Regions from separate parts of the Mus musculus genome. Here all the other regions are linked to region 1. Evidence: chromatin loops called from intact Hi-C (ENCODE). Cell type or tissue: heart. All regions are shown on one strand.

Evidence for each region. Peaks named below come from ENCODE experiments on the same cell type or tissue, not always from the same donor. Only the 100,000 strongest peaks of a DNase experiment are listed, where the experiment ranks them.
Region 2: it touches region 1 in a loop (2.3-fold over the local background); 8 of 42 quality-filtered maps call a loop at or near these places.
Region 3: a loop joins it to region 1, with 7 times the contacts of the local background. A loop is called at or near these places in 26 of 42 quality-filtered maps.

Annotation. Positions count from the first base shown.
Region 1 is chr7:29,035,223-29,043,222 of GRCm38, reverse strand. Ryr1 (ryanodine receptor 1, skeletal muscle) reads left to right here. Exons shown (of 106, transcript NM_009109.2): 85 at 2,330-2,418; 86 at 2,514-2,642; 87 at 2,731-2,835; 88 at 4,795-4,876; 89 at 7,056-7,243. Among named protein-coding and RNA genes, the nearest start is that of Gm38979, 9.6 kb to the right of the region's middle. In heart, CTCF peaks have their summits at 1,825 (motif pointing right), 3,436 (motif pointing right) and 5,782 (motif pointing left); DNase peaks (open chromatin) are centred at 2,692 and 3,422; H3K4me3 peaks cover 1,385 bases; H3K27ac peaks cover 1,163 bases; H3K27me3 peaks cover 573 bases.
Region 2 is chr7:29,518,062-29,526,061 of GRCm38, reverse strand. It overlaps a transcript of Sipa1l3 not described here and 4932431P20Rik. Among named protein-coding and RNA genes, the nearest start is that of Sipa1l3, 17 kb to the right of the region's middle. In heart, CTCF peaks have their summits at 2,160 (motif pointing right), 3,660 (motif pointing right), 4,488 (motif pointing right) and 7,826; DNase peaks (open chromatin) are centred at 2,191, 3,651 and 7,401; H3K4me3 peaks cover 1,574 bases; H3K27ac peaks cover 1,372 bases; H3K27me3 peaks cover 4,961 bases.
Region 3 is chr7:28,969,802-28,977,801 of GRCm38, reverse strand. It overlaps Eif3k (eukaryotic translation initiation factor 3, subunit K), which reads left to right. Exons shown (of 8, transcript NM_028659.3): 4 at 527-601; 5 at 3,133-3,199; 6 at 3,576-3,653; 7 at 5,145-5,270; 8 at 6,364-6,430. The coding sequence ends at 6,395. Among named protein-coding and RNA genes, the nearest start is that of Eif3k, 8.1 kb to the left of the region's middle. In heart, CTCF peaks have their summits at 1,914 (motif pointing left), 4,597 (motif pointing right) and 4,929 (motif pointing left); DNase peaks (open chromatin) are centred at 5,111, 5,721, 5,821 and 7,671; H3K27ac peaks cover 774 bases.

The sequences.
Region 1 (8,000 bases):
AAGGGACAGTTAAGCCGGGCGTGGTGGCAGAGGCCTGCAGTCCCTGTGCTGAGATACTCTGGCAGGACGAGTCCAAGCCGCCTGGCTGCCCAGGGAGCCCAGAAACCAAGAGCAGCCTAAAGCCTAACCAACCTTCCCTGCAAGCTGTTTCCCATGACAAGCGAGTGCCACAAGGTGGTGTTTACAATGTTCACAGTACATAGAAAGCCACAAACCACCCAGAGGGAAAGTGTGTGTGTGTGTGTGTGTCTGTCTGTCTGTCTGTCTGTCTGTCTGCCTGCCTTTGTGTGTGTGTCTGTGAGAGGTTTCTGTGTATCTATGACACTGTGTGATGTGTGTTTGTGTCTGACTGTCTGATTGTGTAATGTGTGTGACTGTGTGATCTGTGTGTGTGTGCCTGTGATGTGTGTATGACTGTGTGATGTGTGTGACTGTGTGATCTGTGTGACTGTAATGTGTGTATGACTGTGTGATGTGTGTGACTGTAATGTGTGTATGACTGTGTGATGTGTGTGACTGTGTGACTGTGATGCGTGTGACTGTGATGCGTGTGACTGTGATGCGTGTGACTGTGATGCGTGTGACTGTGATGCGTGTGACTGTGATGCGTGTGACTGTGATGCGTGTGACTGTGATGCGTGTGACTGTGATCTGTGTGACTGTGTGATCTGTGTGACTGTGATGCGTGTGACTGTGATGCGTGTGACTGTGATGCGTGTGACTGTGATGCGTGTGACTGTGATGTGTGTGACTGTGATGTGTGTGACTGTGATGCGTGTGACTGTGATGTGTGTGACTGTGATGTGTGTGACTGTGATGCGTGTGACTGTGATGCGTGTGACTGTCATGCATCAAGTGTCTTCTGTTGTTACTCTCTGCCTTATAGTCTTGAAACAGGATTTCTCACTGAACAAGAAGTGTCCCCTGCCATATATACACACCTTTACCACTTAGACCTGCTGAACCAAGGATCTGCCAGTCTCTTCAGCTACATACTAAATTCAAGGCTAGCCTGGGCTACATGATAGCCTGTCTCAAAGAGCAAGACAAAGCAAAATAAAACAAAACAAAAGAAGAGAACAAGGACAAAGAAATGGAGGATTTTATCTCTATCTATTAAATATTTGTTCAGGAAAACTTAATTAAAAAGCAATTAGAAGCTGGGAATGGTGACACATGCTTTTAATCCCAGCACTCAGGAGGCAGCAGCAGATGGATCGCTGGATTCAAAGCCAGTTTGGTCTATAGCGCTAATTCCAGGACACTCAAGGCTATACAGAAAAACCCTGTCTTGAAAAAAAACACTAAACTAATTAATTATTTAATATAAATAAAAACAATTGAAGCTGGGTGTGAGGGTAGCACAGTTGTAATTCTGGTAGGTGAGAGTCTGAGGTAAGAGGGTTTAAGGCTAGCCTGAGGCACTCTCCAGACTGTCTCAGAGAAACAGAAAGAGAAGCTGGTTAAACAGCTCAGTGGATAAAGGACTTGATGCCAGGTCTCGTGACCTGAACTCCTTCTCAGGACGCACTTGGTGGATGGAGAGAGCTGACTTCTAGCCTTATTAGCATCCAGCATGTATTAGCCCTCCCCTGCTTCACCTCAGGAATAAACAAATGAAAAAATTTACAGGATTCACTGTAGCCTTGAATGGCCTGGAACTTGCCCAATACACTAGGCTAGCTTCAGACTCACAAAGATCTACCTGACTGTCTTCCTAGTGCTGAAATTAATGACAGGGACTATCATACCCATACCTAAATAAATGAAAAAAAAATTTTTTTTCGTGTGTATGGGTATCGAGTATGTATGGGCCCTGTGTGCATGCAGTTCTCGAGGAGACCAGAAGAGGGCGTCAGATCACCGGGGACTGGAGTTACAGATGGTTGTGAGCCACTATATGGGTGCTGGAAATTGAACCCAGGACCTGTGCAGGAGCAGCCAATGCTCTTAACCACTGAGTCATCTCTCCAGGCCCATAAAGTAATCTTTTAAAATTTACAAAGAAAGAGAGAGAGGAGAGAGAGAGAGAGAGAGAGAGAGAGAGAGAGAGAGAGAGAGAGAATAGGAAAGAGAAGTGGGGGGCTGAATCCCCACTGCATTTGCTGCACGGAGAACCTCCGCAGTGTCTTTAGATAAATGTCAAATATCTAAGTGACCCTCCATCCCTGTGTGGCACACATACTTCATACTTCCAAAGGTAATTTCATGACTTCCGGCACACAGTAGGCATGAAATATGAACCCTGATCCTAACCCTAAATGAGCAGACACCATTGTCTCCCCAGACACAGGCGCTCACTGAATGAATACATGTTTCATTTCCTCAGATTTCCAAAACTACCTACGGACACAGACTGGGAACACGACCACCATCAATATCATTATCTGCACAGTGGACTACCTCCTGCGGCTGCAGGTGAGGAAGGGTGGCCCAGCCCCATGGGACCTGAGCCAGGGGCCCGAGGGACCTCGCATGGCTCCAGCATCCTTCATGCCCTCCCGGACCCACAGGAATCCATCAGTGACTTCTACTGGTATTACTCGGGCAAGGATGTCATCGAGGAACAGGGAAAGAGAAACTTCTCCAAAGCCATGTCGGTAGCTAAACAAGTGTTCAACAGCCTCACCGAGTACATCCAGGTAGGGTCCGCACTCGGGGACCTGCGGAGGCGGAGCTGCCGGCATCCAGCGCTCCTGCTGAGGCTTCAGGCCACCCTTTGTTCCCCAGGGACCCTGCACCGGAAACCAGCAGAGTCTGGCGCACAGTCGCCTCTGGGATGCCGTGGTGGGCTTCCTGCACGTGTTCGCGCACATGATGATGAAGCTGGCTCAGGTTTGAGTTCGTCTGAGAACAGCTCTTTCCCTCCAGCCATCCCCTAGAATCCCCTGATCGGCCCCTGTCCCACTGGTCGGTCCCCTAGTGCTCTGCGCATGCTCCAGACAGGTTCGCTCCCTATGGCCCAAACCCCTTCTGAATTGGTCGTCTGCATGCTTTTTCCTCTTTCCCACTAAACTGCTCATTTCCCACCTATACTTCCACCGGTTTGACTTTGGAGCCCATCCCTCCCGTCCAGAACTCTTCTAGGACAGGTTCATACCATTTTCCTTCTAATGAGGTCATCCCAGATTCTTCCAGCTCTGGGGAATAGGATGGGACTATGTTGCTAGGTTAGGACCTGGGGCTGAAGCGTTCCTTCTTTTACCCTGCCTGCGGCAGAAGACTCCCGTGCCAAGTACCCATGATGTAAGGATCCTGCTCCCAGAATACTTGCCTTGCTCCTCTACAGCTTCGTGAATGCCTCGCGCACACCTCATCCATTTTGTGCTTCTGCTTGGTCGCCTTAGTCAAAGCTTCCATGTACAGTTATGCGAGTTTGTGCTCCGCGGGCAACCACGTGGCGCTAGACACAACCTAACCATTGCAAATATATTGGTGCAGTACAATAACTGTCCGGCAGGTGGCAGACAAGTATTCCATATAATTTCCCACAAAGCAGTGTCTTAAGAAAGCAGAGACCTCCTAATTTGTCCAGAGTGCCATCTGACTATGAAAGGAATTGAACTGAAATTTTTCAGTTTCTCAGTACAGTTGGCCGTGTGATGTTGCTGTAAACTTTAAATATTGGTGGAAACACACTTTCAAGTATTATGATAATTCATCAGCCGTACTCCAGACACACGTGATAAGGGATATTCAATACAAGGAGCTGGAAGTGTGACTCAGTCGTAGAACACCTGCCTAGAATCATTTAGTTAGGGCCTGAGAAAAAATGGTGCTAGGCTTCTCTTCACCACACTAGCAGCTCCAGGCTGTGTGAAACAGGTCTTTCCTAAAAGTTTTAAATAAAAGATCCAAGATTCTCTAACTGCTATCTTGGGTCATGTGCTTGCCAGTGGTCTCAGCCCTAGGGAAGAAAGGTTGGCCAGACCCACTGATGTATTCATTCCTAGAGCCATGAGTTAGCCCCATGAGCTCTGAAAGAATTATAACTCACCCCCTCAACTGTGACATCTAAGACAGGCTCGTGGGAAGGCACAGAGCCCAGGCCCACTTAACCTAGAGATACTTGCTTCCTAGTTTGTTGAGGCCTTGGGTCAGAATACCAAACTTTGAAACCATGGGTTGCATTAGGGTCAGAATGAGCGGCTCACAGTGCAACCAGGTAGCACAGCTCATGTGTAAGTCATGAATGGCATGTGCATGTGACTCAGTATAGTACAGATGCCACCACGGGGGACTTTGACAGAGGTTTCTGTGAGCTCCCACATTGGACACTGCGGTCAGGCATGTACTATGTTCTTAGGCTCCCCCAAATGGCATACCAGAACTTGCACAGCTGTCCACCTCACCTGCAGCCTTTCCTCTTGCACCTCCTCACGGTCCCACCCACCCATCACAGTTAGCTCTGGCATGGCCAACCGCCCCATAGACCAGGCACCAGGCTGGAATGTTATCCTCCTAAGATTTGAGTCTCTGTCCACAGTATCTGTCCCTGTCTGTCTGTCTGTCTGTCTTGCTCCGTCCTGAATGTCTGCTCTCCAAGACTCACGGCTTCCTGATCTGCCAGCCTCATACCCCACACACATTTGCCCCTGGGTGCCAACCCCACCCCACAATCTTGTCTCTCTGCCCTTCCTCTGCTTTCCGAGGAACATGTTTGGACGCGGGTTCCCTCAGAGGTAAGAGAAAGGAGGAAGAGGACTTAGGCCCCACTGGATAGGTGAGGGAGCCGGAAACCAATGGAAGGCATGCTGCAGGGGGCAGCCTCTCACATCTCTGTATGCCCTACAGGACTCCAGCCAGATAGAGCTGCTGAAGGAGCTGCTGGACCTACAGAAGGACATGGTGGTGATGCTGCTGTCCCTCCTGGAAGGTGAGCACTGGAGGCGGGGTAGGGACCGGGGTGGGGTGCAGGCAAACCCAAGAATGGGGCTACCACTGAGCCCCATCTGACATTATGCTAGGGACAACGGTGATGAAGAGGTTGCCATGCAAGAGTCAACAGACATCTTCTGACTATATGAATGCTAATTTATTGATTCCACACAGACGTTGTAATAAGATGAGTTGCCTGAAGACTTTTATCTGTGAACTTAAGATTTATTAAATAAGCCGGCAGTGGTGGCGCACGCCTTTGATCCCAGAACCTGGTAGGCAGAGGCAGGCAGGTTTCTAAATTCAAGGCCAGCCTGGTCTACAGAGTGAGTTCCAGGACAGCCAGGGCTACACAGAGAAACCCTATCTCGAAAAACAAAACAAAATATTTATTAAATAAACCAATATAGTACATGGGTAGTGATTAAATATATCAGTTTTGCTGCATAACAAATAGCCACCAAATTTAGCAACTTAAAACAAAGCCTTTGATTTAAAATAATAATAATAATAATAATAATAATAATAGCCCGACTTACATGGTGAGTCCAGGTCAGCTTGCCCTAATGAAAAAACTCTCTCTCAAAGAAACAAAAACTAGAGCTGGAGCAGGCTGGAGAGTGAGATGGCTCAGTGGTTAAGAGCATTGACTGCTCTTCCAAAGGTCCTGAGTTCAATTCCCAGTATCCACATGGTGTCTCACAACCATCTGTAAGGAGATCTGATGCCTTTTGTGGCATGGAGGCATACAGGGAGATATAGCACTCATATATTCAAAAAAAAGCTAGAGCTGGAGAGATGGCTCAACAATTAAGAGCACTGGCTGCTTTCCCAGAGGATCTGGGTTCAGCTCGCAGCACCCACACGGCAGCCTGTAACTTCAGTTCCAAGATCCAGTGCCCTCTTCTGGCCTCTGAGAGCACTGCACATATGTAGCCTACAAACATATGTAAAAGCAAGCACCATACACATAAGATGATGATGGCGACGATGATGATGATGACAACGACGGGTACAATGGCACACAACTGTCATCTCAGTGCACAGAATGCTGAGAGGGGAGACTTAAGAAATCAGAACCATTCTAATCTACGTAGAGTTTGAGACCAGCCTGGACTACATGCTATATGCTACAAAACAAAACTGTATTTTAGCTGAGAAACATTTCTTGCATCTCTCCCTCCCTCCCCCCTCTTTCCCTCCCTCTCCTCTCCTCTCCTCTCCTCTCCTCTCCTCTCCTCTCCTCTCCTCTCCTCTCCTCTCCTCTCCTCTCCTCTCCTCTTCTCCTCTCCTCTCCTCCCCTCCCCCCTTCCCCTCCCCTCCCTTCTCCCCTCCCTTCCTCTCCCCTCCCTTCCCCCCTCCCCTCCCCTCCCTTTCCCTCTCCTCCCCTCCCCTCCCCTCCTCTCCTCTCCTCTCCTTTCCTTTCCCTCTCTTCCCATCACTGGGAACTATGCTCAGCCTCCTCATTCTTTTAAGTGGGTGCATAGTACTCCATCGAGAAGTGTAAGGTAAATTCATTTAATTAAATCTCCACTGACGGGCATTCAGGTAGTTTCTCTTATGCACGGGGCTGGGGATGGAACCCTAGAACCCAGGCCGTATACATGCTGGGTGCATACGCAAGTGTTCTTACTTTTAATTTTTCCAGACAGAGTCCCACTCTATAGACCAGGCTAGCCTAGAACTCACGACAGTCCTCCTGCCTCAGCTTCACAAGTGTTGGCATCTCTGACAAGTGCCTCCATACCCAGCTTCATTGGTGTGGAGCTTTTAGGTGTGTGAGCTGAGGGCTCACGAGGCTCAGGGTGTGAATCCTCCCTTGCCTGTTTACCAGCTATATACCCGCAAGTTTCTCCAAGTCTTTCTTGCTGGGGGAGCCATACAGTGATGTTGCCCTTGTAAGGTTCCCCTGAGGTGTTCTTGACACAGCCCCCCCCCCCCGCATGTGGCCCCCACTGCCGACATGTACCTCCATTGTCCTTGCTGATAATCTTTCCACCCAGGGAGAGGGCTGGCCAGTGCACCACTGCAGATCACAAGCCGATCCTCTCCCTGGAGGCATGAGAGGGGCCAGAAAGGGCCCACCTAGTGGGTGGCTCCTGAGCTGGAGAGCGAGCAAGCCCAGAGGGTCCAGAGCAGATGCCCTGCTGGGCAGCACTGACCCAGGTCTCCTGCAGGAAACGTGGTGAACGGTATGATCGCGCGGCAGATGGTGGACATGCTCGTGGAGTCTTCGTCCAATGTGGAGATGATTCTCAAGTTCTTCGACATGTTTCTGAAACTCAAGGACATCGTAGGCTCTGAGGCCTTCCAGGACTATGTCACAGACCCCCGTGGCCTCATCTCCAAGAAGGACTTCCAGAAGGTGGGTGCCAGACAGCAGGTGAGCCGGGATCCAGGGGATTACGAAGTGCCAGCTGCGCCTCCCTGGCTGGCGGCTTTGCGGGAGAGGCTTCTCAGTTGGTCTGAGTGTGGTGGTTTATGCTCGTGGTCTCAGGGATTGAGAGGCGTCTTAGTTAGGGTTTTATTCCTGTGAAGAGACACCATGACCACGACAACTCTTGTCAAGGACAGTGTTTAATTGGGGCTGACTTACCTGTTCAGTATGGTGGGAAGCATGGCAGCGTCCAGGCAGGTATGGTGCAGGAGGAGCTGAGAGTTCCACACCTTCATCTGAAGGCTGCTAGGAGAAGGCTGTCTTCCAGGCAGCTATGGGAGGGTCTCAAAGCCCACCCCCAAAGCGACACACTTCCTCCAACAGGGCCACACCTCCCAATAGTACCACTCCCTGGGCCAAGCATATTCAAACCACCACAGAGGCTGAGGCAGGAGGATTAGTAGTAGAGTCCTACCTAGAATCCCCCAGTGAGGGGCTGGGGGCGTGGCTCAGTGGTAGAACACCTGCCTAGAATCCCCCAGTGAGGGGCGGGGGCGTGGCTCAGTGGTAGAGCCCCTGCCTAGAATCCCCCAGTGAGGGGCTGGGGGCGTGGCTCAGTGGTAGAGCCCCTGCCTAGAATCCCCCAGTGAGGGGCTGAGAGTGTGGCTCAGTGGTAGAGCCCCTGCCTAGAATCCCCCAGTGAGGGGCTGAGAGTGTGGCTCAGTGGTAGAGTCCCTGCCTAAAA
Region 2 (8,000 bases), 480 kb before region 1:
GTAGCTGTCTTCAGACACTCCAGAAGAGGGAGTCAGATCTTGTTATGGATGGTTGTGAGCCACCATGTGGTTGCTGGGATTTGAACTCCTGACCTTCGGAAGAGCAGTCGGGTGCTCTTACCCACTGAGCCATCTCACCAGCCCCCAAAGCAACTCTTAAAAAGGACAACATTTGGGCTGGTGAGATGGCTCGGCGGTTAAGAGCACGGACTGCTCTTCCAAAGGTCCCGAGTTCAGATCCCAGCAACCACATGGTGGCTCACAACCATCTGTTAACAAAAATCTGATGCCCTCTTCTGGAGTGTCTGAAGACAGCTACAGTGTCCACACATATAATAAATAAATAAATAAATCTTTAAAACTTAAAAAAAAAAAAGGACAACATTTAATAGGGGCTGGCTTACAGGTTCAGTTGTTCAGTCCATTATCATCAAGGCAGGAAGCATGGCAGCTTCCAGGCAGGCATGGTGCTGGAAGAGCTGAGAGTGCTACAGCTTGCTCCAAAGGCAGCCAGGAAAAGACTGTCTCCCACGTGGCTAGGAGGAGGGTCTCAAAGCTCACCCCCCCCACACACACACACAAAGTGACAGACTTCCTCCCACAAGGCCACACCTCCTAACAATGCCACTCCCTGGGTCAAGTATTTTCAAACCACCACACCCCTAGCCAGCAGAAAGTCTTAACAGTACCATCACCCCTCTCCTACCGCTGACTTTGCTTGGGGAGTTATTTTCTTTCTTCGGCTCCCCTCTATCCTTCTTTCTCTCCTACTTAGTGTTAGGGGGTTGAAGGGATGGAAGAAGAGGGGTGGACAAGGGTAAAAGAAAAAAAGAAACCAAGAAGTAGCCAAAAGGCCAGCTATACTGCTGGTATCTTACTCTTTAAGGTGCTTTGAAAGAGATTGGCCCCTAGAGGTTCATATACATGCATGCTTCGTTACCAGCTAAACTGTGCGGGAAGGATTAGGAGGTATGTCTTTTTTTTTTTTTTTTTTTTTGGAAGAAGTGTTTCAAAAGACCACACCAGGCCCAGTCTCTCTCTCTGCCTGTGGCTCAGGATGTAGTTTTCAGCTACCTCTCCAGCGTGTTTCCTGCCATGATGATGAGAGTTTTCCCCTTCATAAGGTTTGCTTTGCTCATGGTGTCTCTTCGCAGCAACAAGACAGCGAGTAAGACACTCTTCCCTTCTAGGAAATTCCTCTTCACACAGGGTGGTTCCTCTGACAATGCTCCCAAATGTCTGTGTGCCACCGTCACTGTGCCTCACTGTTACGTCTGTACGGTTATTTGGAAATTGGTAGCCCCCTTCTTTTGAGGTGACAACAATGGTCTGTCCTGGTTCTTGCTTTTGTGGACCATATATAGCTTTTGTGAAGTGCCTATTACCATAAGATGTATAGAGGCCCACCGATAACATGTTAATGCCCTAAAAACCCGTGCCTTACCTTGCTTTGTTGAATGGTGTCGTTCAGAAGCTTCAAAAAATCAATCCACTTAGGAATGAGCCTAGAAGTCGCCATCCAGGCCTAGTTTCCCCCTGGCCCTTCTTAGGAAGGTGGCTTACGGACCTGCGGGTACCCAAGAGAGTGGAGCTTAGTTTGGCTCGAGGTTTAGGTTTTGTCTCCCTTTGTTGTGTGATAGCCTGTATATCCTAGGCTGGCTTTGAACTTCCTGTACAGCAGAGGATGGCTTCACCTCCTGGTTCCTCTGCTCACAGCTCCTGAGTGCTGGGGATGACAGTCATGCCTGGCTTATGCAGTGCTAGGGATGGAACCCGGGGCTTCGTGGATGCAGAGTGTGTGCTCTGCCACAGAGCTTCATCTCTAAACCCACTTTTCCTCATTTGTAAGATGAAAATGCCAATCTTGCCTGCTTTATACCATGCTCTATCTTCAATGTTCCGAGGACTAGACAGAATTCCCGAGAGAGCCTTGATATGCATACTCTGAAGCAGCAGACAGCCACCATTGGCTCCAAGAGGCCTTGGGTTTCCATTTCTTTTCCTATCTCATCTCCTCCTTTCCGTTTCCCCGTTCTGCTTATCCCCTCTTCCTCCCCTCCCCCTCCCTTTTGCTTTTTTTCTTTTCTTCCCCTTCCCTTCTTCATACTCCCAGTTGCTCTATAAACATGACGACTAAATTTATACCGTGGCCAGCAGAGGGCAGTGAAGGCCAACCATGACTGCTGTGGGAAGGACCCAGTCTCTGAGAGAGGATGTTTCCCAGGGTGTTATTCCAGCCCTGCTGCTCGGCAGTGTTTTAGGAACTTATTAGATTGCTTAGTACAAGTCCTTTTAGCCTGAGGCAGTGGCCCACACCTAGAATCTCAGCACTCTGGGGACAGAGGCAGGCAAATCTCTCTGAATTTGATCTCTCTGAATTCCTCCTCTATATTCTGAGCTCCATGACAGCTAGGACTGTGTAGAGATACCCTATCTCAGTGCTCCCCAAACCCCCCCAAAAATGAGGAAGAAAGGGGGAGCAGAAGAGAAGGAAGGAAGGGCAAATTGTCGTGGACCAAACCCAGCCCTACTGCATTGTAAACTCCTATATAAGACCCAGTGATAACCTGGCTTTTAACAAGCTCTCTAACTGATCTCTTGCACACTAGCATGGAGGGCCATTTGCTTAGAAAGCTGTTGGAGTTTGCTGTGAGAAACGGCATGGGCCTTTAGAAGCAGAGTCAGCAGAATCTCCCCTCCAGTGTGGCTAAGCCCTGTGTCTGCAGAGAGGAAGCCGCAGGCAGGACATTTATGTAGAGTGAGTGGGAATCTGTTCGGAGAAGGAAGGACGTGTGTTCAAGACTACCTGCAGTTCCAGTTCTTGGGTGGCTGAGGCAGGAGAACCAGATAATGATTGGGGTCGAGGCTATCCTGGGTTAAACAGAAAGGGGCATGCCAGCCAGGACTATTATGTGACTGACCCTATCCCCAACCCTCAAATCAAGATGTAAGAGCCAATGCACAGTTCTGAACTCACCTGTATCAGAGATAGGGAGGCTCTGCTAGCTCACTACTGCTCATCAGACCCACAATTTACCTCACTCGGTCCTCCTTACTCCCCAGAACCAGAGATGATATCATGTGTGGAAATTTTGCAGTCCCTGCCAGTAGCTCCTATTGTTCTCAGTATACCCATTGAGTCCCCCCTTTTCTTCACCAGCCTACAAAATTCACAGTTGGGATCCTTTGGGTTATCACTGCTGGGATTTGGGGGTGGAGGGAACACAAATGAGTCTTCACTAAGGTTTGTGTTTTCTGTCAGTCCTTCCTTGAGCTCATTCATCAGGATGAACCAGAGAAAACCCCTCCCCTAAGCCCTTCCCAACTTCATCCTTAGACTCAAGGCTGATCCCTAAGAATGAGTCTGGAATGAGTTCTGGAGGACTTGGTTCCAATGGTAGTGACTGACAGCTTGATAACTCAGAAATGATTTATTGGTAGCACTCAGTCTGTAGTCAGAGTGATTATGAGACTAAGATATGCTATTTTCCTGATGTCTGCAGAGAAAACCCAGGTCTCTGTGTTTGTGTGTGTGTGTGGGGGGGGCAGGTTGTTTGTTTGTTTCTTTTAATTTTCCTTAGATCCAATACACAGACTGTATCTGAGGAAAAGCAGGTGGCCTATGAGCCCTGCCTTATGAGAGACCTGCCTGCAGGGGGCAGTCTACTCCACCACACTGCATGCCTCTGGGCACTCCTTGGCTTCATAGAATCTAACAGCATATGAGATAACAGACTTCTTGCTTCCTAGACTTTACAGTTTAGCAGGCAAAGGAGACATCAACAAACGGTCACAAAGTTAACAATGGGACAATTGGAGTGATAGGTTATTACATTTTTTTCTTCTTCAGTCTTTAACTGTTTCAAACTTAAATCCCATGGTGTGCTTGCTGGTATGTGTGCACACTCAGGTGGTCCTCCTGCCTCAGTCTTTCGGGGAGCTGGCTGCTGTGAGTGTACTTAACAAGGAGCGAGCACCCAAAAGGGGGAGGGTATGCATCCTGTGCTTTGCTGGCAGACCCTGAATGAATTAGAAGGCCTTGCCTTCCAGGCAGGCCTCACATTTGGGGACAGGCGTGCAGGTAGTCCAGCTGGGACCAGAAGGGCCTCATTCACTGCCTATAAACTAGAGAGGCCACCTTGGCTTATTCTGTTCTTTGAATGGCATTACAGCTATGGAGCTGAAACTTGTCCACGTGGTCTTCTGAGAGCATGACTCTTGGACTTTGGGCAGATTCAATAGGCTAGAATGCACTTTAACTTTCGTTATGGCTGACAAACATACTTTAATATGGTGGGCTAGTTTCCAGTGAATAGACGAGGTAGCTCAGATAACTGGGAATAGTAGCACCTAGTCACAAATATAAATAGCACCGGCCACAGAGAACTGACCAGGCATTTTACATAATACTGTTTTCTTTCTTTCTTTTTTAATTCTGTGTATGTGTTGGGAGGGGGCATGTGCACATGAGTGCAGGTGCCCTGGAAGGTGGCCGGTAGAGGGTGTCAGATCCCCTGGAACCTGAATTACAGGTATTTGTGAACTGTTTAACATGGGTTCAGGAGACTGGTCCCATGTCAGAGGTCCAAGAGTATGTGCTCTTGACCTCTGAGCTATCTCCCTAGACCCCATTTAGTTCTTCCGAAGGTACTATGTGAGTTAGCTCTTATCCCCCCTTAGCTTTTAAGACGAACATGGAAAGACTATTGGGATACCAAGGGCCATAGGAGCAAAGCGTCACCATCTCACAGCTGGCTACCTGTCCTGTTTCCTCTTCATAACACTGACCTGGTTCTATCCTTTCTGTATCCCTCTAAAGGTGTCCTGTGCATATCGGAGTATAATACATATTCTACATATGTCTGTACACAGTATACATACATTCTCACTCTATCTAGAGATGAGCTCATATTAATATATAGAGCTATACTTCATTTTATAACAGTTGCCAGTTGCAGAGTATATGCCTGACCCTTCACCCAAATTCCTATTAATAACTATTGGTCCTGTGTGTATGGGGGGAGGGGCTATCTCATGTAGCCTAGGCAAGCATCAGCCTTGCAGTGCAGCCAAGGAACTCCCAGTCCTCCTGCCTCCACTTCCCTAGTGAATTTCCCGGTAAATTACAGACCTTCTGCCAGTGTATTTGGCTTGTTAATAGACATTGGGCAGTTTCCAACCTTTAGTTATAACAATCCATGCCACAAATGACTGCCTGCCGTTGTTGGTGTCTCATACTTTTAATTAAATTGTAAACTGAAACAGAAACATATTTACATTTTGAGATATCACAGCTCATCATTGAGATTGTTTGGTTTGCTTTGTTTTTTTTTTTTTGTTTTTTTTTTTTTGTTTTTTGTTTTTTGTTTTTTTTTGAGACAGGATTTCTCTAACAGCCTGGGCTGTCCTGGAACTTTCTTTGTAGCTCAGGCAGGCCTCAAACTCAGAGACCTGACTGCCTCTGCCTCCCAAGTCCTGGGATTAAAGGCATGTGCCACCACTGCCTGTGGATATTCATCTTGAGTGTTCTGTGTAAATTTTATTGTATCCATTTATGTGAACCAGCTGGTTTAGAGTCCCTTACAAGAGCATGGTTGAGGTTTTATTCATATGGGCATGAGCGGCTCACTGCTGGCCATACCACTCAACAAAACACCTCTTCCCTAGCAACCATTAACTTTAAGTCTAAAGAGTCTCAGGGAAAGGTAGGCTTCGGGAGTTTTTATATAAAATTATGCTCCCCCCCCCCCCCAAAGTTCTAACTTGGTAGTCCAAGATGGCCCAGAACTCTCTATGCACTAACCCTCCTGTCCTTAGCCTGTGAGTGCTATGATTACCGGCCTGGTTTTATGTAAAAATTTAAATTGATCAGGCATAGTAGTGCATGCCTTCAATCCCAACACCTGGAGGCAGAGGCAGGCAATCTTTGTGAGTACAAGGCCCCCTGTGTGGACATAAGTTCCAGGCCCAAATCGGGCAGTGGTGGCACATGCCTTTAATCCCAGCACTCGGGAGGCAGAGGCAGGCGGATTTCTGAGTTTGAGGCCAGCCTGGTCTACAGAGTGAGTTCCAGGACAGCCAGGGCTACACAGAGAAACCGTCTCCCACACCAAAAAAAAAAAAAAAGTTGCAGGCCAGCTAATTACATGAGGAAACCCAGTCTCAAAATTTAAACTTAGTTTATGTAGGTATTTTTGCTAGGTTATTACTGCTTGCGATTACAGTGACTTGGATTAGATGTATATGATACGTTTTGCTGAATGAATGGGCACGTGAATGACGCCTCTGATCTGTCCGGATAAGAAATATGTGTTTTCTGTCATGTCATAATGAACACCTTGCCAGGCAGGGCGCAGGCTTAAGCAGAAAGCGTATGCATGAGGGCTGAGCAATTCGAGGCAGTTACCTCAGAATTCCTTATGGAGTGTTTTTGTTGTTTTTTTATAGGTCGAATCTTCACTCATGTCTACGAGTGGACTAAATCTGGACATTCCCCAGGCTATAGGCACTCAACAAACAGCAGTTACCCTCAGACTATGGCATTATTGAATGAATAGAAGAGAAAAAGCCTTCCAGGCAGCCCCTATGGGTCGTGATTCTGCGCCTCCCATCTCGGGGACTGGTCTGGAGCAGAGAGGAACACGGGGAGCCGCGTCCTCACGTTCCGGCTCCCCGAATCCACATGGGCGGGAGGTAGGTGTGTCCACCTCCTTCGGGCAGGAGCCGCGCCTGTTACCTGTGACAGGACTCCCGAGAAGGGACAGCGAGCTCTGCGGCACCCCGGAGCTCCTATGGAGACGAACAGACTTAGAGGGGACCTGGGAAGCTACCTTGAAAACGATGTGGGAGGACCCCACTAACAGAACGGTTAGTCCCGCAGCCCCGCACCTGGCGGATTGACCCGGGCAACCAGAGCGCGCGCGGGTGCACGGTGGCACGCGCACGCGTTCCAAAAGGGGGTGGGAAAAGAAGTCCTCCGACCCCCGCCCCGAGGGGGGACCCCCAACCATCCAGGGCTGAGTCGGCCGGAGAGCGCGCGTGCGCGAGGGCGCGCCGCGCCGTCCCGCTCCGCCCAGCGCTGAAGGGGGTCTAGCGCAGGGCTCCAGTCTTCCCGCCCCTCCCCAGGCTCGCAGGCTCGGAGTAGTAGACTCCGGCCCTGCGGAGAGGGACGGCTAAAGGTTCCGCGAGCCGAGGAAGAAGGCGGACCGGGCGAGGAGAAAGGAGAAACCGGTTGAACGGGTGAGGAGCTCCCGGGCAGGAGCCGACACAAGACACGCCTCCCTGCCTCACACCCCTCGGGGCTGCGGAAGTCCTCCGGAGACTGGAGCTGCACCGACCGACCAGTAGACTACGATTCCCAGAAGGCGGTGCGGTGGCGTGCCTACGACTCCCGGCAGACCCCGCGCGCCAGGCTCTCTTCAGCGCGCTGCTTCTTAGGGAGAAACTACAGTTCCCACGAGGCCTCGCGCGAAGCGGCTTGGAAGTGGGCAGCCTGGAAGTCACTCGGGCCACTGGAGCTGGCGGCGTCTCTAGCGAACCGCGCCGTGCTGAACGCCGCGGTCGAGGAGCCCGCGGGGCGTGTGGCCGGTACGCCTAGGTACGTGGCTCCTGGTGCAGGAGCAGTCTCCTCCAAGGGTGGTGGGGATTTGATAGCTGCTCGGACCCGGAGGGTCAGTGCAGGCGGGGTGACCAGGCGGACGGCCGGGTGTGGGCATCGGCTGTGGGGGGCGGCAGCGCCGGGACTCACGCCCTCCATACCCGGCGGGACTCATGCCCGCATGGCTCAACTTTCCAGAGGTGCAACCGGGCACGGTGGGGAAGAGCTTGGAGTCCGGGAGACGTGGGTGCACGTCCCAGCTCTGCCACTATAGAGCTGCGGTCTGGGAAAACCGCGCCGAACCTCGTTTTTATCATCCGCAAAACGGGGAAGGAGGAATTGTCTTTTGCTGGTGATTGTTCTGAGGTGTTGAGATCTGGTGAATAAGGCGTTTCACGTTGAA
Region 3 (8,000 bases), 65 kb after region 1:
AACAAAAACACAGTGCCTGCTCGGTGCTGAGCCAGTCTTGGCTGCTCTACGTGCTCCAGTGTCTCAGTGCACGTGGAGGTCAAAGGACAACTTGGGCTGGAACTTCTCCCCGTCCACCTGTGGCTTCCAGGCATGCCGGTCCTTGGGCTCACACTGCATTTTTTTTACCTGCTGAACCATTTTGTTGGCTCAGAGTTTTTGATTTATTTCTGTCCATGAACTTCGAGAGAGGGTCTTGCTCTATCATCCGAGCTGGAATTGATTCGGAGACCATACTGGGCTTGAACTCACGGAGATCCGCTGCCTCTGTCTCCCAAGTGGTGGGTATTTTTTGTGGTGTTGAGGATGGGACCCAGACCCTCACACATGTGCAGCACAGGACTCAAGCATTGTGCTGCTGAACTACGCCTCTGATTCGAGTTCCCAGTTCTTTGGGGGGCACCGTCTCCACTAGGAGATGGGTGGAGAGGGTTGAGCTAGTCCCATGGCTTCCTGCATTGTTTTCCTTAATGCATCATGATGCCAGCAAGAAGAGCGGCCCATCCGGCAGATCTTGTACCTCGGGGACCTGCTGGAGACCTGCCACTTTCAAGCCTTCTGGGTAATGTCTTCTGGGTGCCATCCCCACTCGGCACGTTAGCACACACCTATACTTCTAAAAGATTGTGGGCGGGGGTGGAGTGTGTGTGAGGGGGGCAGGAGAATCAGGAGCTCGATGTCACCCTCAGCTGCACAGGGAGTTTGAGGTCAGCCTGAGCTGCATGAGAACCTATCTCAAACAAGCAAAGGCAGCGGTAGCCAAGTGGTCCTGGGCTCTGTGCTCAGGGCGTCTCCTCTTTGCATAGAGCCAGGATTGACCCGCGTGGCTGCGGCTGACCTTGTCCCCTCCTTCTGAGCCCTTAGAAACGAACCCTCTCTTATCCACTCCGAGCTCTCTGCCTTTCCAGCCTTTACATGGACAGACACCCAGGGGGAATCTAAGCTGGGTTGGTGGCCCTGTCCTGAGTACCAGAGCTTAGGAGGTGGAGGACAGAGCTCCAGGCCAGGGAGGTTAACAGCAATGGCTCAAAACCATCCGTAACTCCAGTTCTAGGGGACCCATGTTCTTCTGGCCTCCATGGACTTGGTACACAGATATGCATGCAGGCAAAACACCCATACACATTGTATATGTGCACTGTGTGCATATATAGATATGTATATACGTGTGTGTGTGTGTGTTTTGTTTTATTAAAAAGGACCAGAATTTGGCTCCAGTGCCCATGTTGGGCAGCCTTTTCTGGCCACCATGGGCACCCACTCACACATCCTCATGCTTACACATAGATACACTCACATTCACATAAATAAAGATATAATCTGCCTTGCCGGGCGTGGTGGCGCACACCTTTAATCCCAGCACTTGGGAAGCAGAGGCAGGTGTATTTTTGAGTTCGAGGCCAGCCTGGTCTACAGAGTGAGTTCCAGGACAGCCAGGGCTACACAGAGAAACCCTGTCTCAAAAAACCACACACGCACACAAACCACACCAAAAAAATATGTATATATATGTGATCTTCCCCTGTTTAAAAACTATTTATTTATTTATTTTATGCATGTGAGTGCTCTATCTGCATGTACACCTGACTGCCAGAAAAGGGCATCAAATAACAGGTAGTTGAGAGCCACCTGTGGTTGCTGGGAATTGAACTCAGGACCTCTGAGTTAACCACTGAGCCATCTTTCCAGCCCAAAATCTTGCCTTCTAAAATAAATGTTTAGGGGGCTGGAAAGATGGCTCAGCGGTTAAGAGCACTGGCTGCTCTTCCAGAGGTCCTGAGTTCAATTCCCAACAATCACATGGTGGCTCACAACCATCTGTAATGGGATCTGATGCCCTCTTCTGGTGTGTGTGAAAAGAGCAATTATAATAATACATAATAATAATACATTAATAATTATTTTTAAAAAACAAATGTTTAGAAAAGAAGAGTTGGGGCCAACTTTGACTATATAACAAGACTATCCAAAACACAATGGCAAAAGAAAAAAAAAAAAAGAGACAGCCAGGGCTTGAAGAAATAATACAAAACAGAAAAGTCTGATATCCCAAAAGTTCATGTTCAGTGGGTCAGGCCAGGGACTGTGGGTCTCCGTTCTCAGTGCCCCCCTCCCCTGTTGACCTAGAAGCTGCTCTGCTTTGCTCACTGAGGGTTCTGTGGTACCCTCTGCTCAGCTTTCAGCACACACCATCTCCTGTTAGACCCACAGTAACCTTGGCCTTCAGGTGTCCAGTTTCCCGTGCAGACAAGGCCAAGGGCTTCCAGGATAGTTGCTCTCATAGGTTTTCTCCCAACTTAATGGCTTCCACCAAAGTGAAGCCCTTCTTTCTCCAACTCTTGTTCTTGTGTTTGTTTGTTTGGTTTTGGGTTGTTTTTTTTGTTGTTGTTGTTTTGTTTTTTGTTTTTTTTTTTTTGTTTTTGTTTTTTTGAGACAGGGTTTCTCAGTGTAGCCTTGGCTGTCCTGGAACTCACTCTGTAGACCAGGCTGGCCTCGAACTCAGAAATCTGCCTGCCTCTGCCTCCCAAGTGCTGGGATTAAAGGCGTACGCCACCATTGCCCAGCTCTCCCGCTCTTGTTTAAGGGAGTTTTGCTGAGAGTAAAAACCTGGAGGGGTGAAGGATGAGCTGCAAAGAGGAAACTTCCAGGCACAAAGCCGCACAAAGGGCCTGAGGTAGGCAGGTCTAGTGAGGAGACCCTTGTGGCTGAAGGAGATGGAGGCAATGGAAAGTGTACAGATGACCTGCCTGGGTGTGTGTGTACACATTTACCTTCTATGATTTGGTTGTTGGACTTCCCAGCCAGGCAGAGGCAGGTGGATTTTTTTAGTTCAAGGCCAACCTGGTTTTTCAGGGCCAGTTCCAGGACTGCTAGGGCTACACAGAGAAACCTTGTCTTAAACCAGAGACAGGGGCGGGCAGGTGGGCAGGCAGGCAGGCAGGCAGAGGCACGATCTCCTGTACCCGGATTGCTCACACCTGCTGACTCAGAACTTTTGATCCCTCCTGTCTCAGCCTCCACAACGTCAGCACTGACTGGTTAATGCTGAGTGATGGTGCTAGTGTTAATACTGGGGCATCCTTTCTTCCACAGCAAGCCCTGGATGAGAACATGGACCTTCTGGAAGGCATAACTGGCTTTGAAGACTCTGTCCGAAAATGTGAGTCCTGGGAGCCTGGGTTCCCGAGGGCTTAAGGCAGTGTAGCAGGGACTTGGGAGAAGGGGGATTAAAAATGAGGCAGACTGGGCCTTGTGCAATAGCCAATTTTATTTAGAGCATAAGTTTATATTCTGAAAGTTAAGCATGGTCATACGAGCACAGTTCCCAAAGTTCAAGCCATATACAGCCCCGAGGATAAAGCTGCGCTTGGAAGTGGTTTTTTAATAACAGAAGCAGCTGTGTGTAATCTGGAGCAAGCCCTTGCTGTTTACTACACCTGCGGGGGACACAGAAGAGCCCTCAGAATTCTCACACAGCTCCGTTCCTGGATTACGTGCCAGCGGCCTCTTGACTGTCTTTGTTTTGATTCTCACAGTTATCTGCCACGTGGTGGGCATCACGTACCAGCACATCGACCGCTGGCTGCTGGCCGAGATGCTCGGAGACCTGACTGGTGAGGCCTGGTGCTGTTTCTGTCAGTCTGAGAGGAAAAGGTGGTTGGGGCATGGGGCCTCAGGCAGCTCAGGGGAACCCACCGCACCTTTCCGAGGTTGTTACCTGCCCCAGAGTGTGGGTGAGGGTTTGGTATAGGATGTTGCCTTCTGTATCTCCATGAGTTCAAGGCCAACCAGGGCTATGTAGTGAGACACTGCCTCGAAAACACCCTGACCAGGTGTAGTGCTGTCCTCCTGGAATTCCAGTTATAGGAAGCTGGAGCAAGAAGATTGTCTGGAATTCCAGGCCAGCCTGGGCTATAGCATGAGCCTCTGCACCAACCAGTTAACAGATGCACATGTCAGACAGTGGTCCTGATGCTGACCTTGGCAGTGAATAGGAGAGCTCAGGCCCTTTTCATGGATGGAGCGAAGTGGAAGCATCAGCACCTTGTAGTTGGTGTTGCCAAGGGTAGCAGGGCTGCTTTGGAGGGATGGCATTCGGCCTCTAGAGGAGGCCAGTGTGGCCCTCCTGCAGCAGGGGCCTGCCTGTCATGTGTGCTGTGCCTGCGTGCCCTGGAAGCATACACATCTCTGGAGAACTTCCGTGGTCTGTCCTCTGGTGACAGGACATGGGACGGCTCTGAGAAGGCCCAGCCTTGATTACAATGAGGTTCTTAAAAGGTCCCTCCAAACCAAAACCCTCAGCACTTGAGTTTGCAAAAAGTGGCGCTGGGCCGGAGAGAGGTTCGGCAGCTGTGAGCATCTATCTCCTGCTTGATGCGGAAGAAGGTTTGCGGGGTCCAGCACCCATTGTGGGCGGTCACAGGCACCAAGAAATTCCATGCAGTTTCTCACCCTGGGAGCACCTGCGTACATTCACATTTGCGCACACAAATGAGTACACCATTGCTCTCCTCAGATACACCAGAAGAGGGCATCAGATCTCATGGTTGTGAGCCACCACGTGGTTGCTGGGAATTGAACTCAGAACCTCTGGAAGAGCAGTCAGTGCTCTTATTCGCTGATCTCCCCAGCCCTAAATAAATGTTTTGTCTTGTTTTTATTTTTAAAATAAATAAATAGTATTGTTAAGAAACTAAGGGAACCTGTGCCTGGAGGCACAAATTCTATAGTCCTGGTACTTGGAAGAGAGTCGGGAGTATTAGGAGTTTACGTCATGATGAGTCCAAGCCAGCCAGGGCTGCATGAAATCCTGTCTCAAAAAAAAAAAAAAACCAAAGCCAAAACCAAAAACCTACAGAAAAACCCCTATGTGACTAGGAGAAAGAGGCTAGTGCGCCCCCTGGTGGCCAAGTGGAGACTGAGCCCCAGATTGCTGGCTTTGCCCTAGAGGATCTCTTCTTCCGAGTCCTGCTGCTGTCCAGGCAGGAGTTGGCCTAGAGCAGTTAGCAAAGGGGGCTTGGCCTGCTCAGCCCCGATTCCTCTGCCTCCAAAGCCCCTAGTGTTAGGGTTCAGGCCACCAACACCTCCGCCCATGTCACCTGCAGACAACCAGCTGAAGGTGTGGATGAGCAAGTACGGCTGGAGCGCTGACGAGTCAGGGCAGGTCTTCATCTGCAGCCAGGAAGAGAGCATTAAGCCCAAGAACATCGTGGAGAAGATTGACTTTGACAGTAAGTGGCCTGGGGCCGCAGACTGTAGGGAAGACAGTGTCCTGGTGGGAGAGCAGTGCTGGGTGTGCAAAGCACGAGGCAGAGCCTGTATTCCTGGACTGGGAACTGTCTGCCAGATTCCAGGTTGCTGGCCCAGGGAGAGACTGTGAGGGATGCTGAGTAGTCTCCCCTGCTGGATGTGAGCCGTCCATGTTCTCTCTCTCTCTCCCCCCCTCCCTCCCACCCCCCGCCCTGGCATTCCTCTAGACCAGACTGGCCTCAAACTCTACCTACCTCTCCCTCCCGAGTGCTGGAATTAAAGACTTGTCCACTCAGGGCTGTGGCTCTCGATGAGTCATTTGGTCCCACCATAAGGTAGTTGCTCTTGTTCTAACTTGGAAACTATTAGAACTGGCACAGTGCCTGCCTCCTCGTGTAGAGAGAGCCAGGCGCAGAGTGAAAGGCAGTGACAGCCGTTCCTGTCACATTTTGAATAAACAGTCTTATCCCAAAAGAGGAAAAAGTAGGTGTGGTGTCTTTGATCTCAGCACTCTGGAGGCTCAAGGCCAGCCTAGCCTACCTAAAGTGACACAGGCATTTAGCTAGGTGCCCTGCTTCATCCTTCTCTCAGAGGAAGTGACCTGAAGTGGGGAAGGACAGGGACACGCCTCCTGCTAGGGCTCCTCCCCCTTCTCCCAACTTTGGCTCTGTTGAGGGCCACCAGCTGGTCAGTGGCCAAGCTGAGCATCAGTGAGCTGTGTCACTTCCCACTGGGTGCTCTGACCTCTACAGAAAGTGTCCACCATGCTTGGGTCTCAGAAGTCCACACAGTTCTATCTGCAGTGGAGAGCTGCCGGCCCGGCCAGTGTCCCTCACATGGACCTAGGCCAGGGCTAAACACATGCAGTACTTAGTGCCAGACTGGTCAAGCTCTTCTTTTAACTCTAATCCTGTACAATAGATGGCTATGCTATCACCATATCCAAGACCACTAAACAGGACAGCACCAGACTACCTTTGTGGTGACTGTGACCTGGCCCTGAAGGACAGCGGCTCCCTGGGAGGTGGCTCTTCCTCTCTTCACAAATTCACCCTGTTTCTTCCTCCTCAACAGGTGTGTCCAGCATCATGGCCTCCTCCCAGTAAGCCAGTGTGCGTTAATAAAGATTTGTTCACTCCGCCCTATTGTCTCTTGCCTGTACCCTCAGAGAGCCAACTTGTGGCCCAAGCTGGGGCCCTTCCCTCTTCTCGGGCGTCCCCCATGCCACTTCCTCCTTTGTCCCACCCTGCTGCCTTTCCCTGCCCCTCCTTTTCTGACCTGTGAGTCAGTGCAGGATGGGGTAGGCTGAGGCCAGTGAATGGCCTTGGGAGGTGCCGCCCTGGGGCCCTGGGCTCCTCAGAGAGGAGAGCAGAGCATGTTCTTGTCTTTGACAAGTCACCTGCTTCTGGGAAGGAGAGCTTAGTGCTTCCTCGGCTGGCAGGGGTGACAGCCTGCACTTGGGAGGTGCAGGTAGGAAGATCGGGGATCAGAAGCCACCCTCAGCACCAGGCTCTGTCTTTAAAAGGGGGGGCTGAGCGGGCCTGGTGGCGCATGCCTTTAATCCCAGCACTCAGGAGGCAGAAGCAAGCGGATTTCTGGTCTACAAAGTGAGTTCCAGGACAGCCAGGGCTATACAGAGAAACCATGTCTCGAAAAAAAAGAGGGGGGGGTGGTTTGAGGGGGTCAGTCCATAAGCTTTCTGCTGCTCTAATAAAAAGATGTGGTGACACACTTGTAACCCCTTCCACTGGGGAGTCTGAGACAGGAGCTTCCCCGAGGTTAGCTGGCCAGCCTCTTTAACCACGCTGCTGAGCTCGGAGGCCAGCAGGGAACCCTGATTTAATTGGTGCTAAAGCTATATTCAGTGTGGTTCGGTTCTGAGCATCACAACACACATGTAACCGCAATCTTTGGGAGGTTGAGCCCCACGTGTACATATGTACACACACCACACTGGACGACTTGAAGTGCTTTGCTCTGTTCCTCTAACAGCCCTTAGCTGCTGCTTTTCAGTAATCCAAAACTCCTTGATTCACCAGAGAAACACAGATGAGGAAGCGGGAAGCATTCATCTTGGGCTCTGATGATCTGTCGCCCAGGTTGTTGGCTGGCCTTTCTGGAGGTTATAGTTGGAAAGGTTACCAGACTGTCTGCCTTGTCAGCTGTCCTCCCAGCCACCCAGTTCATGTCACACCCAAGATATTCCAGGTATTCTGGCCAAGAAACCTTGAACAGGTGATTTCAGTGTGCACAGGGTCAGGGGTGAGGTCAGTGGAGATAAGTGACCCAGTAAATGTGCAGCCACTCCCATCTCCCTTGGGGCCTGTTCTGTCATGCCAGGGAATGGACTGCTGGCATGTTCATCCCTCCCTGAAGTCAGCACTCACCCGTCATTCCTCCTGAGGATCCTGGCCCAGGGAACCAGGGTGGGGCACACACCCTTTGCTCCGGCCTTTAGACCTACCCTACCGGAGCCAGCACCCGGAACTAGACCTCATCTTAACCCTGGGGACAGCAAATAAATGACTGTTCCCGAAAGCTCTGAGGTGCTAGAGGAGGGAGGGCTGGTATGCTGCCCCACCCTCAGCCATCTTGTGTAGAAATCAAGGAGCCATCTCTGGGTGGGACCACAACTAGGCATCCGCAGCAGGTGCTTCTGTGTAGGATGCAACTTGAACAACTGGCCACGGCTGCTGCTCGGGAGGAGAAAT